2 separate regions of the Homo sapiens genome follow, and region 2 is linked to region 1. Evidence: chromatin contacts called from ENCODE Hi-C data. All regions are on one chromosome and are shown on one strand. Each heading gives the region's core, a stretch centred on a gene start or an enhancer-like site at or near the end of the contact. The rest is flanking DNA. Distances are from core to core; before and after follow the strand shown.

Evidence for each region. Hi-C counts contacts between places; a loop is a spot of excess contacts on that map. Pooled maps may share reads with other maps.
Region 2: a pooled map shows a loop between it and region 1 (6-fold over the local background). The contact joins the enhancer-like site here to the promoter of TBL1XR1 in region 1. A Hi-C loop is called at or near these places in 3 of 37 single-sample maps with no recorded cell type and 5 of 50 pooled maps.

The regions. Positions count from the first base shown.
Region 1 is chr3:177,193,436-177,201,360 of GRCh38, reverse strand. TBL1XR1 (TBL1X/Y related 1) reads left to right here and starts at 3,879. Exons shown (of 16, transcript NM_024665.7): 1 at 3,879-4,240. RefSeq lists silencers at 3,288-3,667, 3,908-4,097, 4,208-4,307, 4,788-4,837 and enhancers at 3,285-3,792, 3,793-4,302, 7,071-7,661.
Region 2 is chr3:178,965,492-178,973,416 of GRCh38, reverse strand. It overlaps LOC124906307 (a long non-coding RNA gene), which reads left to right. Exons shown (of 3, transcript XR_007096179.1): 2 at 7,921-7,925. Among named protein-coding and RNA genes, the nearest start is that of ZMAT3, 100 kb to the left of the region's middle. RefSeq lists a silencer at 1,499-1,699. Within about 2 kb of position 4,261, at least 3 of the 41 ENCODE cell types and tissues checked have a DNase peak (open chromatin) inside an H3K27ac peak, as active enhancers do.

The sequences.
Region 1 (7,925 bases), core at 2,630-5,129:
CGGCTCACTGCAACCTCCCCCTCTCGGTTTCAAGCCATTCTTCTGCCTCAGCCTCCTGAGTAGCTAGGATTACAGGCATGTGCCACCACGCTCAGCTAATTTTTGAATTTTTAGTAGAGACGGGGTTTCACCATGTTGGTCAGGCTGGTCTCGAACTCCCGACCTCGTGATCCGCCCGCCTCGGCCTCCCAAAGTGCTGGGATTACAGGTGTGAGCCACTGCACCCGGCAAAACAAGTCAGGATTTGTTTAGCCATTTTACAATATATAGTAACTTCTGATAACAGTTACTGGTATGAGGTTTCTCTTCATTGAGTAATTAGCTAGAAAATTCAAGAGAGAACTTTTTTTTTTTGAGACGGAGTCTCACTCTGTCGCCTAGGCTGGAGTGCAGTGGCACTATCTCGGCTCACTGCAACCTCCGCCTCCAGGGTTCAAGCGATTCTCCTGCCTCAGCCTCCCAAGTAGCTGCGATTACAGGCACCCGCCACCACGCCCGACTAATATTTTGTATTTTTAGTACAGACGAGGTTTCACCATGTTGGCCAGGCTGGTCTTGAACTCCCGACCTCAAGTGATCTGCCCACCTCAGCCTCCCAAAATGCTAGGATTACAGGCGTGAACCACCACACCCAGCGGAGAACTTAATGTGTTCCTTTGCTTTACAATTTCTTAGTAATACAGTAATATCTCCTTTCTAGAAACACATTAACATTTAATTCAAAGTGTAATGGGAGTGTTAGATTAGGACAAAGTACTGAATATTAGTAACAATAGTTCCTTCTTTGTCCTTTCCTCACCCAGTGAGTCTAATCATTGCTTGTATTTTGGTGCAGCCCTGATCCTTTATGCTGGATATGTTGGGACAGCTAGAGGGCGAGGCGACAATACATATGACCTTTGAGTGATGGTTTATTTCTCTGAGTATTTAACATTGAAGCCACACTGTTGTTTCAGATAGTTTCCAGAATATAAAAATCAAAGGGATCAAAATATGATCTGATTTAAAACCCCCTTTGCTGGAAGAATCAAGGCCTTTCCACATTTGGGTGCCCCTATTTTTGTTTGTTTGTTTAAAAACACTCCAGGCTGCCGGGCACAGTGGCTCACGCCTGTAATCCCAACACTTTGGGAGGCTGAGGCAGGCAGATGACTTGAGGTCGGGAGTTTGAGACGAGCCTGACCAACATGGAGAAACCCCATCTCTACTAAAAATACAAAATTAGCCAGGCGTGGTGGTGCATGCCTGTAATCCCAACTACTCGGGAGGCTGAGACAGGAGAATCGCTTGAACCTGGGAGGCAGAGGTTGCAGTGAGCCGACATTCCGCCATTGCACTCTAGCCTGGGCGACAAGAGCGAAACTCCACCTAAAAAAAAAAAATGTACTCCTGCTCTCTCCTCTCTCTTCAATTAGTATGATCCAACAGTGGTGAGTAAAGTACATTTTACTGCAACGGATTTGTAAGTCCCCAGCCTCGATGATCTTCATATTTAAATGCAGTCATTTACGCACAGAAATGTCTTGTAAACTACAGGGATATAAACAAATGCATGGATTATTATCATTGTGAGGAGGCTCAACTAACACTGAACAACTTTAGGAGGCAGCTTGGTGTAGGGTATAAGAACTTCAGGCTGGAAGACCTGATCCTATGAACCTGAAGGAGGGTGTCTCCTCCCTTGTGGAATAAGGGATAGAAGTCATTTAGGGGAAGGAGAAGGGGTGGGGTGGGCAGCTTTGAATATGACGCTTTAAGAATGGTATGGTTGAGAAGTCCTCACTCACTGAAAGTGGGGTTTGATTTTACAGTCACTGCTGTATGGAGAGGACCCGCCCGTGGTGGCACAATATGAAACTTAAAAAATAATCTAAGCCAATAGATATGTTTCATTGAGTGGCTCCACCGAGATAGTTTACTTACTGAAGACAGGGTATGTTTAGTGATATCTACGTCATTTATCAACTCAAAAAAAAAAAAAGGAAGATACTATATACTCTTTTCAATTCTGAAATAAAGTCTTCTGAAAGGTGTTAGTTCTGAGGTAAACAAGCCTCAGCTTTAGAATCCTATTGAAATGCAAAACTTGCTTTGTGCGGTTTCCCTGTACACTCTGCATAGTGTTTTGGAAACCTGCAGTTATCTAAATTCCCATCGGGTGACATTGTTTAATCCAACATTCCCACTTTCATACATGAAAATAGCTCTAAGGACACACCACTAATATGCTTTGAACTCTCTGGTGGTTGGAAGGGAGTTTCCAATCCCACTCCCTTTCCTCTGATGGTTTTCCTGCTCCCTGCCCCACTAGGTCATTCAGGAAAGGCCTCTGGCAGCTCCCCCAAGCAAGGGCTCAGGGGGGAAAGAGACATTGACCTTGGCCAAGAAAGCACCTGTCTAATTACTGAACTTATTAGGCCACCAGGAGTCCAGACTGGTGCAAGTTACGAGTAGTGTGTGTGTGTGTGTGTGTGTGTGTGTGTGTGTGTGTGTGTCGCAAAACTTCAGGTTTCTGATATTGAGAGGAAATGATGGTTGCTTTAAAGTGATCACTACATCTATTTTCAAATATTCTGATGAAAGTAGGAAAACAGAACCCTTCACCTTTAAGAAAGCTGCAAACATTATTTTGCTTTGAAGGCAGTAATAAGCGAAATAACAAAAAGGTTTCAAGTCGTATCTTAATGTAAAAGGGTGGCTGCTTCTCCAGTCCTGAGCTTATACAAAGCTCTAAAAAGCACCCTACCCCATCTTTCTGAAAGTCTTAGAAAGATTACCACCCCATTTGCTTTAAAACCTGTGAGGTGCCTCCCTTCTTTAAAAACAACCCTCCCTCAACCATACTGCCACATTATCACTCATCTAAGTTATACTTTATAAACCGCCTTGCTGTGCTTCACACATGCAAAAAGTACACAAAGTGGATAAACTTCTACTGTGGATGCCACTGTGCAGGTATATATTTAGTAAACATTTAGTTACATTATTTTATTTTTGTGAAATAAGAACTGATCGAGCAAACCTTTCAAACAGACCCACCAGATGATAAATACCACCATATGCTTGATTCACAGTACATTTGGGCATAAATACTTCAATTACAGCTTTGTGTTTAGTATCAAAAACCTTTTCTTGTGTGCGTGTTTTCTCTCCAGATCCCGTGCTCTGGATCACATTTTGAAAGTCGCTTATTACAGATAAAGCACCTTTCCAGGTACGCTTCGGAGAACCATATGTATTTACGCACACAAAGGTGTTCACAGAGATTTTCACAAACAAATGTCCATATGATGCCGCGCCGCACTCCCCCACATGCCCGCCGCGTGTGCGCCCAGCCCCCAACGCCGCCGGGCCGCCCCCCGGACACGCGGGAGCCCGCGGCGTCCTTGGGGAAACTTCGCCGGCGGCTCCACCCCGGCCACCGCGCGGGCCTCCCCGCCCCCACCCGTCTCGGGCCCAGCGGCCCACACCCGAGCACACCCAGGCCGGCCCGCGGCGGTGGGGGCGGGGCGGGCGGCCCGGGGCCCCGAGGCGCCTTCGAGTGCCCGCGGGGCTCGCCTGATTTTTAAAAGAATGCGCCGCACAGCCCAGCCCCCAGTGCCGCCAGAGCGGGCCGGGAAGGAGAGGAGCGCGGCCGCTGGAGCCCCCCCGCCGCGCCGCCGCCGCCTCCCGGCGTCCGCGGCGCCCCTCCCCCGCCGGCCCCTCCCCCGCGCGCCCGCCCGCCCGCTCGCCCGCCCGCCCGGCGCAGGCCGCTCGGGTTTGTTTTGCTGCGCGGCCGCCGCCGCCGCCGCCGCCGCGGGCCTCGCGAGCTCATTTGTGCCTGGCTGGTCCCCATTCCTCTCTCCCCAGTGTTGAGTGTCTGAGCCGTTGGCTGCTCCGAACCGTTTGGCTCTTTCCCTTAGTAACAGCTTTTACCTTCTGCCTCAATTCCTCTCCCCGCTCGCGCCCTTCCCCCGCGCGCCGCCTCCCCCCGCCGCCGGCCGCGTGCGCCCCCGCCCCTCCCCCCGCGGCGGGAGCACCTCCGCTCGCCACCTGGGGACCCGCGCCGCGCTCCCCGCCCCCGCCCGCCCGGCGCCCATCCCCCGCGCCCTCCGCTCGCTGGGGTTATAATTGCCTCTCACCCCCCGGAGGGGTTATTTTGGGGGTGGTTGGAGGCGGTGGCGGCGGCGGCGAGGAGGGGAATTTCCTTGTGCCTCCATTCCCGGGAGGGGGGAGCGGCGTTGGAGGCCACCGTTTCCAGGTAAGCGCTGGGGGCCGGACCCTGGAGTGGGGGCGGCCGGGGGCCTGGGCGGGGGGCGCGGGCCAGAGGCGGCCGGGGGCGCTGGGCCGCGGGGGGATGGGCGCGAGTGGAACATGCATTTTTCAACTTGGCCCTTGGGGGAACTGGGCTTGCGTGGGGGAAGGGAAGGCAGGGAGGGCACTTGGGGCGCCCCCATCCCCCCGTTTTCCTCTCTCAGGTTTCTTTGAAATGCTCACGTGCCTGCCCACCCCCCTACCCTTTCCCGGTCTCGGGGGATCCTCACCCTAATTATGTTGTCCCCGAAAATGTGCACCTCGGCCTTCTCCCCCTCTTCCTCCCTTCGTGCATTTACACCCCCTTTTTGTGCGTGTGTGTTTGGGGGGGGAGGCTTTCAGGAAAGGATTTGCAGCAAATTGAATCAAGGAGCCATCATGAGGCCGACTCCTTTATAGCCTATTTTTAGCAGAGGAGAAGGAGCTTTTCGGTGCATGCTATTTTGTGAAACCTCGGGCGGCAATGGAAATCTCCCCTCCCCGGGCGCGTCCCCGGCCCGGGCGCGGCGACCCCGGCCGGCGTGCTGGGGGCTGCGGGCGGCTGTTGGGGCCGCGCGTCCGGGGCGGGGGCGCCGGCCGGGGGAGGGGCGCGCGGCAGCCGGGCCTTGCTCCGGGACGTGTTTATTTGTAACTTAGTGCTTTTTATCGTCTTAAGGAGGTATTTGGTGGAGGCTCTTTGAAGTTGGGTTCAGGAGTGTAGAATTGGCAAAGTTATTGCCAGCTTCCTGGTAAGTTTTGGGTGGCACAGAGTCACGTTATTTTCTGACAGTGTAAAGGCCACGTTGTGAGGGTGGTTTCTCGGTAACTTCCTCTTTGCAACCGATTTAATTTTTTGAACAGAAGCAGACTTTTATTTAAGTGGAATATTAATCTTAAATGGCAGCTCGAGGGAAGCCATGCATGTGTTAACGTGTTCAGTATTTTTGGAAGTTCTTAATTTGCTGAAACAGGCATCACTTCGCAGTGGCAACCGGGATTAAATTTAGGTTGTGAAAATGGTGTATTTCATGTAAAATTTGGGTTGTGGCTTTTAAAAAATGCTCTCTTTGTTAGGTTATCTAAGTGTCTCTAAGATAATTTGGTGATTACAAATGAGAAATGTTGGAAACTAGTTAAAAATTAGGTGTTCTCAGTGTCTGGAGTTTACTTGAAATCTTGGACTGTGCAGGCACCAGGGGTGAAGAGTTTTAGTACCTATGTGATTTACAGTTGACTTAGGAAAGTTTACTATTCACTTTCTTGTTTTCCAAACAGGAACCGTATGCTGATCTAAACAAGCTTGTTAATAAAATGTGGGGGGTGAAAATGCCAGGTTATTTTTAGTTTGAATTTTAAGACTGAATGGTTGCTCTACCCCCCACCTCATATAATTAAGTGATCTTCCCCCTCCGTTTTTCCTAAAGGCTTCTTCACCAGTTTGGATAATAAGGCCCTCGTGGTGTGTTCATCTACTTACCTGAAATAACTTGGAATAAATAATTTCGATTACACGTTGAAGATACAATGAGTGACTGTTTGGGTTTTCCAGTGTGATTCATTTTCATTTTTGTTAAAATAAGACCCATGCTACATTGATGTATTTTAGTAATGCCGACTTCCTGGGATTGTATGTTCTCACCATTTTAATAGTTTATAGTCTGGGGAAGTAGGGCACCTTTGTCTCCCCGAAAACATGGTGTGGGTTGGGTGGTATCATGGGAGTTGATGGCAAGCTTCCCAAATAGTTGAGAGTTCTAGAAATAGTTAGCATTTACCTGTGGGGGAGGGGCTGCAGGAAGAAAGTATGCCTGAGAGCAGTTAGGCGTGTGATGTGTGATTAGGCTTCTTGCTCTTAAATCCAGGTTTTCTTGTTTGGAATATGATTTTTTTTTTCAACCCTATCCTGCACTGAGATGTATGTAATCGCAATCATTAAATTCATAAATAACTACTATTTTTTTTGACGTTTGAGTTGTTGGAATCCGACCTACAGGACAAAATACTAAACTGTATGGGGGACGAAAACTACGTGCCTGGGAAAAGTTTTTCTTATTGCTAAGGAACTTAATAAAGTGACATGTTAATGGCATAAAAATTGTTGCAAAGCTCACCGTCAGTTTATGACATTTTTCTTTTAACGTATACCAGCTTTGGGTATTAATGTGGGAGACACTGGTGGTAAATGGAGTGACCCCTTGCAGAGATGATATTTTTGCATTGGTTGCTTCAAAGAAGTGTTAAGCATTTTAATACGTATGTCTAAGAATCTTTTTGATATTTGTATTCTCGACACCTAATTAAAGGTTTTGCATGATTACCATGACACCAGTCTCCCGAAAGAATTAGAGGTAACTGCTTCCTGTGTTCTAGGAGCCTTTCAAGCTAACAGAAGGTAATATAAATATAAGGGGTACTGATAAAAGGAAATGTATTAATAGACCTTTTGAACATCAACTTGTTGATTAAATCTATCAGTGCAGTATATATACAACCTTGTCAGACGAGTAGCTGACAAAGGAATCTCCCTAGTACAACTTGTAGCAGTACTATTATAAAGAATTCCTGACTTGACACATTTTGATGAAGTTGGTTGAAATAATTTGTTGGGTTTGTTCAATTTTTGGTGTCATTTATATAAAAAGAATAAAGAAGAATGTGAATGGTAGGAAGTCAGGGGAGAGGCATGGCAGAAACATTGGTATTCACTAGAACTTGTATTTTTCTAGTGCATGTGAATTGGACTCATTTCACAAATAACATTTACAGTATAAGTCACTGAAATGCAAAAAAGGAAAGCAGCTAACACGAGACATTTATACTTTATGCTCAGACATTCTGGTAGTAGAGGAGGGCTAGGACCCTAGAGCTGTGTAGTAAAGAATTGTTGAGTATCGTTCAGTTTAGGTACCACGAAGGTGGTATCTCCTGCTCTGCCACCAATAGAAACTTGAAGTTAAAAAGAAAAGACTCTGAGAGCGCTGATGCTGGAGAGATTTGGCTGTTTACCCCTCTGGGATTGGATTCGGTAAGAGTGCAATTAATTGCCCTGTAACCATAGAGCCAGAGGAGAGGGACTAGGTGCTCCGGGCTATGCTCTAGGAGGTGTGAGGTGCTTTCTATGCTGTTTATACCCTAGGCTAATCCTATGAGGTAGATAGTGTTGGGCTTTTTTTGTGGATGATGAAACAGAGATGCAAAGAAGTTAATTCCCTTGTTCAAGGCCACAAAATTATTAAATGAACACTAGGATTCAAACCTGGGTCTGTCTTAGATGACTGAATCTGCGGAATTTTCCCAGCTGTTTTGTTAGTCTTGATCCGTGTAGATCATCCTTCCAAAAACTTGTGTTTCTAATCAAGTTTATGATCTATAGTTGAGCGTCTGTACTAAATGGGTCGAGTGATTACATGGGTAAATGAAATTGATAGAACTCATATCATTGTGCTGAATTCCCTAGCACCATTTAATAAGATGCAGTCTTGCTGGGTGCAGTGGCTCACGCCTGTAATCCAAGCACTTTGGAAGGCCAAGGCGGGCGGATCACGAGGTCAAGAGATTGAGACCATCTTGGCCAGCATGGTGAATCCCCGTCTCTACTAAAAATACACAAATTAGCTGGGCGTGGTGGCGGGTACCTGTAGTCCCAGCTACTC
Region 2 (7,925 bases), core at 3,012-5,511, 1.8 Mb before region 1:
ATTATTATAGCCTGGTGATGGTGGAAATCTAGGTTCCCCATTCAGCCTTTGTTGGCACGGACAGGATTGGGGTACAGTTTTTTTCTGTTGTGTTTGGCTGCAGTAAAACAATTTTTATCTAAACACTTTCTGTCTTGCTTGCCTGCTCCTTTCCTGGTCCTTTGGCTAGACAGCATGCATTTTGGGGCTTTAAGAAAAAAAATCTACACTTGGTGTTTACTGTATGGCTGTCTTCTTTAGCTCTGAGTCTGGGATATATAAAAACAGAAAGACCAAGGTACTCAACATGTCATTCCTCAAGTCTTGAGTTTCCTAGCCAGACCTCAGGGTCTGCCTTCTTTTCTCCTCCTTTTTGAGTATTCTTACGTTTGTTTTACATATAATATCCAGGGCTTTTAGTTATATTAGCAGTAGGAATAGGAAAAAGCACATTGCCTTCCTCCCAGAAACAGAGGTCCAGAGCTTTTAAAACACATATGTCCACAAAACTAATGTAAACTATGAGCTATAGTGGCTGTTTTTACTTAAAATTTTATTATGGGGATTTTCTTTAGGCTATATGTTCCTGAAAAAATGCTCCTTTAAATTATTGTACAATATAACATTGGTTCAGTGGGCTCTAACTTATTCAACTGATCCCTTTTTTTTTGACATTTAGACCATTTTTAATTCCTCGCTAGTATAGGTAACACTAAGTGAACATTAACTCATAATATTCATCCAATTCTCTAATTGTTTTCTTAGGATATGTTTCTAGAAGGGGAGTTGCTAGATTAGAGAGTATACAAACATTTAAAGCCCCTTGATAAATATTTGTTTCCAGAAAGATGGTACTAATTTTCATGCCTAAAAGTAGTGTATGAGAATGCCAGGCTTACCATACTCTAAAGTTGAATACTATCACTTAAAAACTATTGCTGATTTAAAAGGCAGAAAGAATGTTTTTAAATGTTAAATAGGGTGTCTTTAGTAGTGAGGCTGAATTTCACTACAATGCTATTTTAATAAACTCACCAACAACATGGGAGTTTAAAAAGTAGTTTACCATATTCATGAAATTTAAAGCTTGATAATATATAAAAATCTACCTATGTGGTAAAATTACACAGAACTATACACATACACAGAAACACATACAAATGAGTGAATGAAAATAAAACAGGTGAAATCTGAATAAGGTCTGTAGGTTGTACCAATGTCAATTTCTCGATTTTGAAATTATACTATTGTTTTATAAATTGTTACCTTTGGAGAAAACTGACTGATGGGTATATGGGACCTCTTTAAACTATTTTTGTGACTTCATGTGAACCTGTAATTATTTAAAAACTAAAGTTAAACAAATGTTGATAATATTATCTTCTATTTTATTTTAATAAACCTTTTTTTGGAGTGTCTGAACATCTGGCTCTTGAACTAGTTTCCTTCTAAGTTTCTCTGCTTGGATCAGGGACAAGTGAAGACTCTATTCTAGTTGTCACAGCTGAATCTGATATGGACACTTGTCCTTGCCCATGGGGAGGCCTCACTCCTGTTGGGCATATCATATCACTGGCCACGACATTGCTGATAAGCAGAGCTGAGCAGTAGTTTCACCTCAGGCAATTTGATCTTGCTTCATGTCTTGTTCCTGACTCATACCTGCACTTGGAGTTTCTACTTCCCACTTCACTATTCTGCTAGGTGGACACTGTTTCTCCTGTCATTTGATCCTGCTTGAAAACTGAATCTGTTTTGTCTCTTACTTTTTTCAGAAGAGGATCTTGTAATTGTCTATATAACCTGTGACATTGGGGTTTATAAATAATATTGATAGGATGGTCTCTGATCAAAAATGAGAAAATGTATATAAAATAATTAAATTTTAAAAGAGTAAATCATTTTTAAAAGACTATAATAATAGCAAGGAAAAGTTTCACCTAAAAATAAAATAATGCCTAAGAATATTCTTAGGCTGTTAGGATTTTGCCTGTCAGGCAGAACCAGGGTCAGGACCTGAAAGGTTGCCTTTGAATTATATTTGCTCCTATCCTAATAAAAATCCAAATATAACTTTGACAATGCTGATTTGTGTAATATATAAAACATGCTCACTTAGACATCAAAGTTTATGTACCTTTTAGTTATGTTCCCAAAGGACAAAATTGACAAAATATTTTATCTAATTGATTATTTCAAATAGCATTAAAATTTAGATTCAGCATATTAACTATCTTCCCAGGTACATTTTACTTGGAAAAATATCAGGAATATGTGCAGGATTTCAGTATTGAGATTACATAAGAAAGTGTAGTCCTGTGAAACAAATGAAAAATATTGGGTTTAAGCTCATGTAGGGACCAAGGGAAGGCTTCCCTTTTGTGTTCTGCAGGTTCACTGAATATCACTGACAAAGGCATATTAATCAAAGAAAAGACATACAAATTTATTTGATCACAGTTTTATGTGACACAGGAACCTTTAGAATAAAGACCCAAAGCAGGGAAAACTGTCCAGTTTTATGCTTAGGTTTAACAAAGTATGGACAACCATGTGCAAATATGATTGGACAAAAAGGGTATCATTTAATGCTAATAGAGTGAGTAGGGAAACCCAATAAAGCCTATCTGTCTAGATTATTTTTCTTCTTTTTTTTTTTTTTTTTCTTAATGAGACGGAGTTTTGCTCTTGTCACCCAGGCCGGAGTGCAATGGCGCGACCTCAGCTCACTGCAACCTCCACCTCCCGGGTTCAAGCGATTCTTCTGCCTCAGCCTCCCGAGTAGCTGGGATTACAGGTGCCGGCCACCACGCCCGGATAATTTTTGTATTTTTAGTAGAGACAGGGTTTCACCATGTTGGCTAGGCTGGCCTCGAACTCCTGACCTCAGGTGATCTGCCTGCCTTGGCCTTCCAAAGTGTTGGGATTACAGGCGTGAGCTACTGTGCCCGGCCTGTCTAGATTCTTCTTGGCCTCTCTGTGCATGCATTCCTTCCTTCTGGGTGTGGGGCAAGACACTCTCTGGAATTGGGGGTGGGGTCTTATAACCTATGATTGAACAACTAGGCTAGATAGTTTCTTTATGGCAGATTTTTACATAGAAAGGTGGGAGGAAAGTTAGAGCAACATGTTCAGGTTTTATGGCTGGCTATGGGGAAAAAGGGTTCTGGTTTCTATAGCCCACTTTGGAGAAGAAGATTCCAGTTTCTATGACTAGCCTTAGGGGAGAATAAAAAGGCAAAGACAGGAGGGTAGGAAGTTAGAGGAAAAACTTTGGGTTCTGAGGCCTTTATTTTGGGATATCATTTTCTGAGCCCCAGCACTTAGTATTCAAAAAATGTAAGACTGCCTTGGTAGTGACCTTCTGGACACTGGGAACTTTCAATGAAAGATTATAGGGATTATTACTGGAATCCACCTGGAATAAGAATCTACATCCTTAAAATATTTTCTGGGAATCTGTGATCCTATGTCACTTAGTTCAGCCTTTGGAAGAATATGTCTCACGAATTTACAGAATTTACACCTTTCTCTTGTTAAGCCTTGGTAGCCAGACTTTCTGTTTGGAAGTGCCTTTTCAGATAAGACCTAAATCTCCCTTGATATATGGAGCCTCCTAGAGCCAATCTGTCTTTCCAAAGCTGAATATGAAAAGTTTCCAGGCACTGCCACGTTATTGATGACTTCCATTACCCTTTGACGACTTAAATGACAGCCCTGCTGGGGAGAAAAACAAACACAATGGAGCTTCTCTTTCTTCTCCATTTTGCAATCGTACACACTCTTCAGTCTTCTACTTTACTTTTGAAAAATGTCTGTAGTCACTTCTGTCTACTCTTTCACTTCTGAAATGATTTTGAAATTGTTTTTTTTGAGTAAACATCTGAACTCAGGGGCCCGGGACTACTGTTGGTTGGCCCAATTGACAGCCATTAATTTAGTGAACCTCTTATTCATTTCATCTATGTCCATGAAAATTACCAGCAAGTTCAGGGTCAGGAGGGTGTGTAAGCATTCATACACAGTGTGTATGTGTGTCTGTGTTGTGTTTGGTGTGTGATAGAGAACTGATTGATAACAATCGGCCCTATGATCCTCCCCTTTCTGGGTGTCCTAGAAGATGGGCTAAGGGTATGATGAGAGAGGGGTGTTGAGCTTTCCAAGTTAATGCTGTAAGTATTTATTAGAGGGGTAGATTATGGAAGAGGATAGAGTCCATATTTAGCTAGCGTCTTCAAAGAGGAACTGATACCTTCAAGTGAAAGAAAATGTGCATGTTGCCTTATAGAGGCGTTCTTCCTGGCAGGTGACATGCTGTGGCTTTTTATAGAAATGCCTAAATGTCTCAATTATTCTTGCTTTATTTAAATTTTTTCTTTCTTAAAAATAGGATAAATAATAACAGTGACTGCTTATTACAGAAGAAGGTGATTAACTAATGAATTTAAACTTACTTGAAGTTTCTGGAGAAGACTGCTTTGGAAGAAAAAGGCCTATTAGTGTTAAAACTATTAATTATCTTCTAAATAATAATTGTTTATAGATGATTATCAGTGAATTCTAGGACTTGAGCCTCTCTTCCCCCATTTAAAAAATTAAATACATATGTGCAGATTAAATATCTATGTCTTTCATACGCAGCTATCAATTTTGGAGTCCTTGTTGGGACTGGAGGTCAATAGGAGTCACCTTCTTATGGTTTTACATTACCTCTGACATTGCAGATAAATTCACAGTCAAGGAAGTGCTTTTGCAGAAGTTTTCTTAGGTCTTGCAGAAACCTAGTGAAGAACGGTGAGGATTAGCCATGGGGGTTTGGAGTTTGCCACTCCGTGACTCTGCCATTCAATGAGCTCAAGCCTCTGGTCCTGACTCATCTTGTCTGTGCTTCTCCCATCATCCCTCTGCCCCTGCCTGTGGAGAGGTTGGGGTCTGCTTTGCGCCATTGTCTCCTCACTCCCAAGTCTTATCCGTGGTGACTGGGTCTATGCCGGAGAGGAGGAGTCCTCTCATTTGAACTGTGGCATCTTAAGGCTCTATGTGACTATTTTGCAAATGTTCTTAATGATAGGTTTAGAGTTTTCTTTCTTTTCTCTTCCTATACCCTTTCCTCTTCATTTCCTATAGGGCAAAAAGAGTGAAGATAGTAAAGAGTGAATCCTATAGATTTGATTATTTTCCATTAATAATCCAACAGAGTGTGTGGCACATGGTAGATGTTCAATAGACAGCTGATAAATTAATGAATGAATAACCACACTCATATCCACACTGGAAGGTGGTGTATATGGTTGTAGAGTGTGAGCTCTGGAGTCAGACTACCTGGGTTTGAATTTCAGATTTAGTAGCTAGGAGACTTTAGGCAGGTTACTTAGTTTCTCTGCCTCAGTTTTCTTATCTGTAAAGTAGGGATAAAATTCTCTCTCTTGAATTTCTTGTGAAGAGTAAATGAGTTAGTAAGTAATAAGGGCTAAGAATAGTGCCTAATACATATTAAGTACTCAATAAATGCTATTAAAGTATATTTCCATATGTAATCTCATTTTATCCTAACAACTATTTGGTGACATAAATGAGACAGGTATTTCTGGACCTAATAGCTGAGGAATCTCAGGTTCACAGGACTGCTAAGCAGTAGAGGGATGTCTAACATTCATTCTGATTCCAAGGTCTGATTTTTCTAGATTGAAGTTATTTGTTTAGTTTTGAAGGTGATTAAAAGACATTTAAAAAGAAAAGCAATTAGCTTTGATTTCAGTAAAGGTTATGGGTCTTGTAAAAGGTCAAAATCACTTTCTGTGGTTGAATGAGATGAAAAGAGGTTGAATGAAGTAACAAAGATAAGAACTGGTGCTACAGAAATAATGAGTCGTTATCAAAACACCTCAGTGTCTCGGGGAAGAGCGAAAGAAGCACTTTGGAATAACCAAGAGAAAGAATTAATCAATCTGATTTAAAACTGAATAATACCTTCTTTATTTTTCAGTGTTAGCACTGAGCTTTTGCTGAAAATTCACTTTGCTCTAAAATGGCCTAATTTTTCCTTTTAATTTGCATTTCCTTCCTGCCCAGATGCGACTGGCAGCAGCCCAGTGGTAGTTCCACTAAAGCAACTGTGCTACAGCACCTCAATTTGGATCTCAGAGCTGTCCTTTTACATTTGCTTCTTTGCATAATTTGTCAAACTTTGTAAGTTGCACAGCAAAATTCTGCCAATAAAGAACAGGAAGTTTGGGTCATCCTTCTGGGTTTACTGTTTTATATTTGTTTTTTCAGCAACTGGAGTCAAGCTCTGGTGAAAGTATTAACACATTAGCAGTTTGGAATTGCGCTCAAGGCTTCTGTTCAATGAATATGAAAAAACTGAGCAACAAGGAGACTTGGGCACATTATTTATACATTTGGTGAGCTCATTCACTCGCCCAGGGAAATCAGGCAGCACAGCCGCCAGCCCAAGGTTAATTTTGTTTTCTTCTCAGCCAGGAACAGGGTGTGCTATTACACAGAGAGAAATGAGGACTTTTTAATTGGCAAAGAGGAACTTCTGCTGCATAAAGAGGTATTCCAATCACTGGAGGTCAACAGAAATTCTTTCAGATTTTAAAATCTTGCTGTGTTCAAAGTTTAATGCAAAATCCTTCAAATTGCTAGTATTCAAAAACCCTGCATTAACTGTTTAGAAACAGAAGAGGGCACCTCATCATTCCTTATGCCAAATTTATTTATTTATTTTTTTAAGCGTGAACAGGAAACTGGCTTGCGAATGAAAATGAAAAACCACTTCCTTTTCCTAATGAATGAATGAAAAGATTCTGTTAATATTTTTAAAAGCTTAACTATGAGTAGAAAAGCTGTATTCACTTTCTAGTTTCAAGAGACCTCAGAGTTTAAGTTGGAGACTAGCCATAAAAAGTTTAATTCTATTATAAAGTGGCTGTCAAATACAATGCATTTAGATTTTAAACCAAGAGCCGCCTGGATATCCTTCTTTTCTATTGGCTAGGTAACCAGTTAATTAGGGTAACTCCTCCTTTCTTCTTCTCCTCATGTTTGAATCCCAGTTTTTCTCAGAATTAAATCTTTCTAAGCATCAGTGAATCTTTTAAATTTTATGCAAAATGTGTTTGTGTATTTTTCTAGAGGAAGTTTGGAGTTTTAATCAAATTATCTACCCTTTCCTGGGTTAAAACTCCAGGAAGTTTCCATGTTTAATTCTACCTTATGCTAATTGAGATTTTACTCTATATTCTGTCATAATAAATACTATTAGAATAAAAACCTTAGGACTTTTCTAATAATTTAAACCATAACTGTTATGGAATGTAGCAACAAACCTTTTGATTGTCTTTGATATTCTTTGTATTAAGTTTTAGACAGAGTCAAAAGGAAACTTTTCAGTCTAACCTAATCACTTTAATTACTGGTCCTAGAGGGTAGCACTGATTTGTCCTGGGTTACACGAGCAGTGAGCATGAGAATTCAGAAGTAATAGACCGGTCTTTTACCTTTACATTCTTTTAGTCTATATTCTTTTCTCTGAGTCATGCTTGGTTGAAAATTTGCACTGATTCATACATTTATGGAATCCTTATATTGCTCTGCTCACACATATGAGTTGCTTTTTTTTTTTAAGAGTTGAGGGTCTCACTATGTTGCCCAGGCTGGAGTACACTGACTATTCACAGGTGAGTTCATCGCTCACTGCAGCCTTGAACTCTTGGTTTGAAGTGAGCCTCCCTCCTTAGCCTCCTGAATAGCTGAGACTATAAGCACATGCCACCATACCTGGCTTCTGTGTTGTTTTGTGTTTTATACTTTGGTAGATAGTTTTATTCTCTAAGTGAACAGTTTAAAAGCAGCAAAATGCATGTTGTTTCTTTTCCAAGTTGTCTTTGTATGTAAGTTCCCCTGATAAGCATTATGTCTTGTTCACGTCTCCAGGTCTC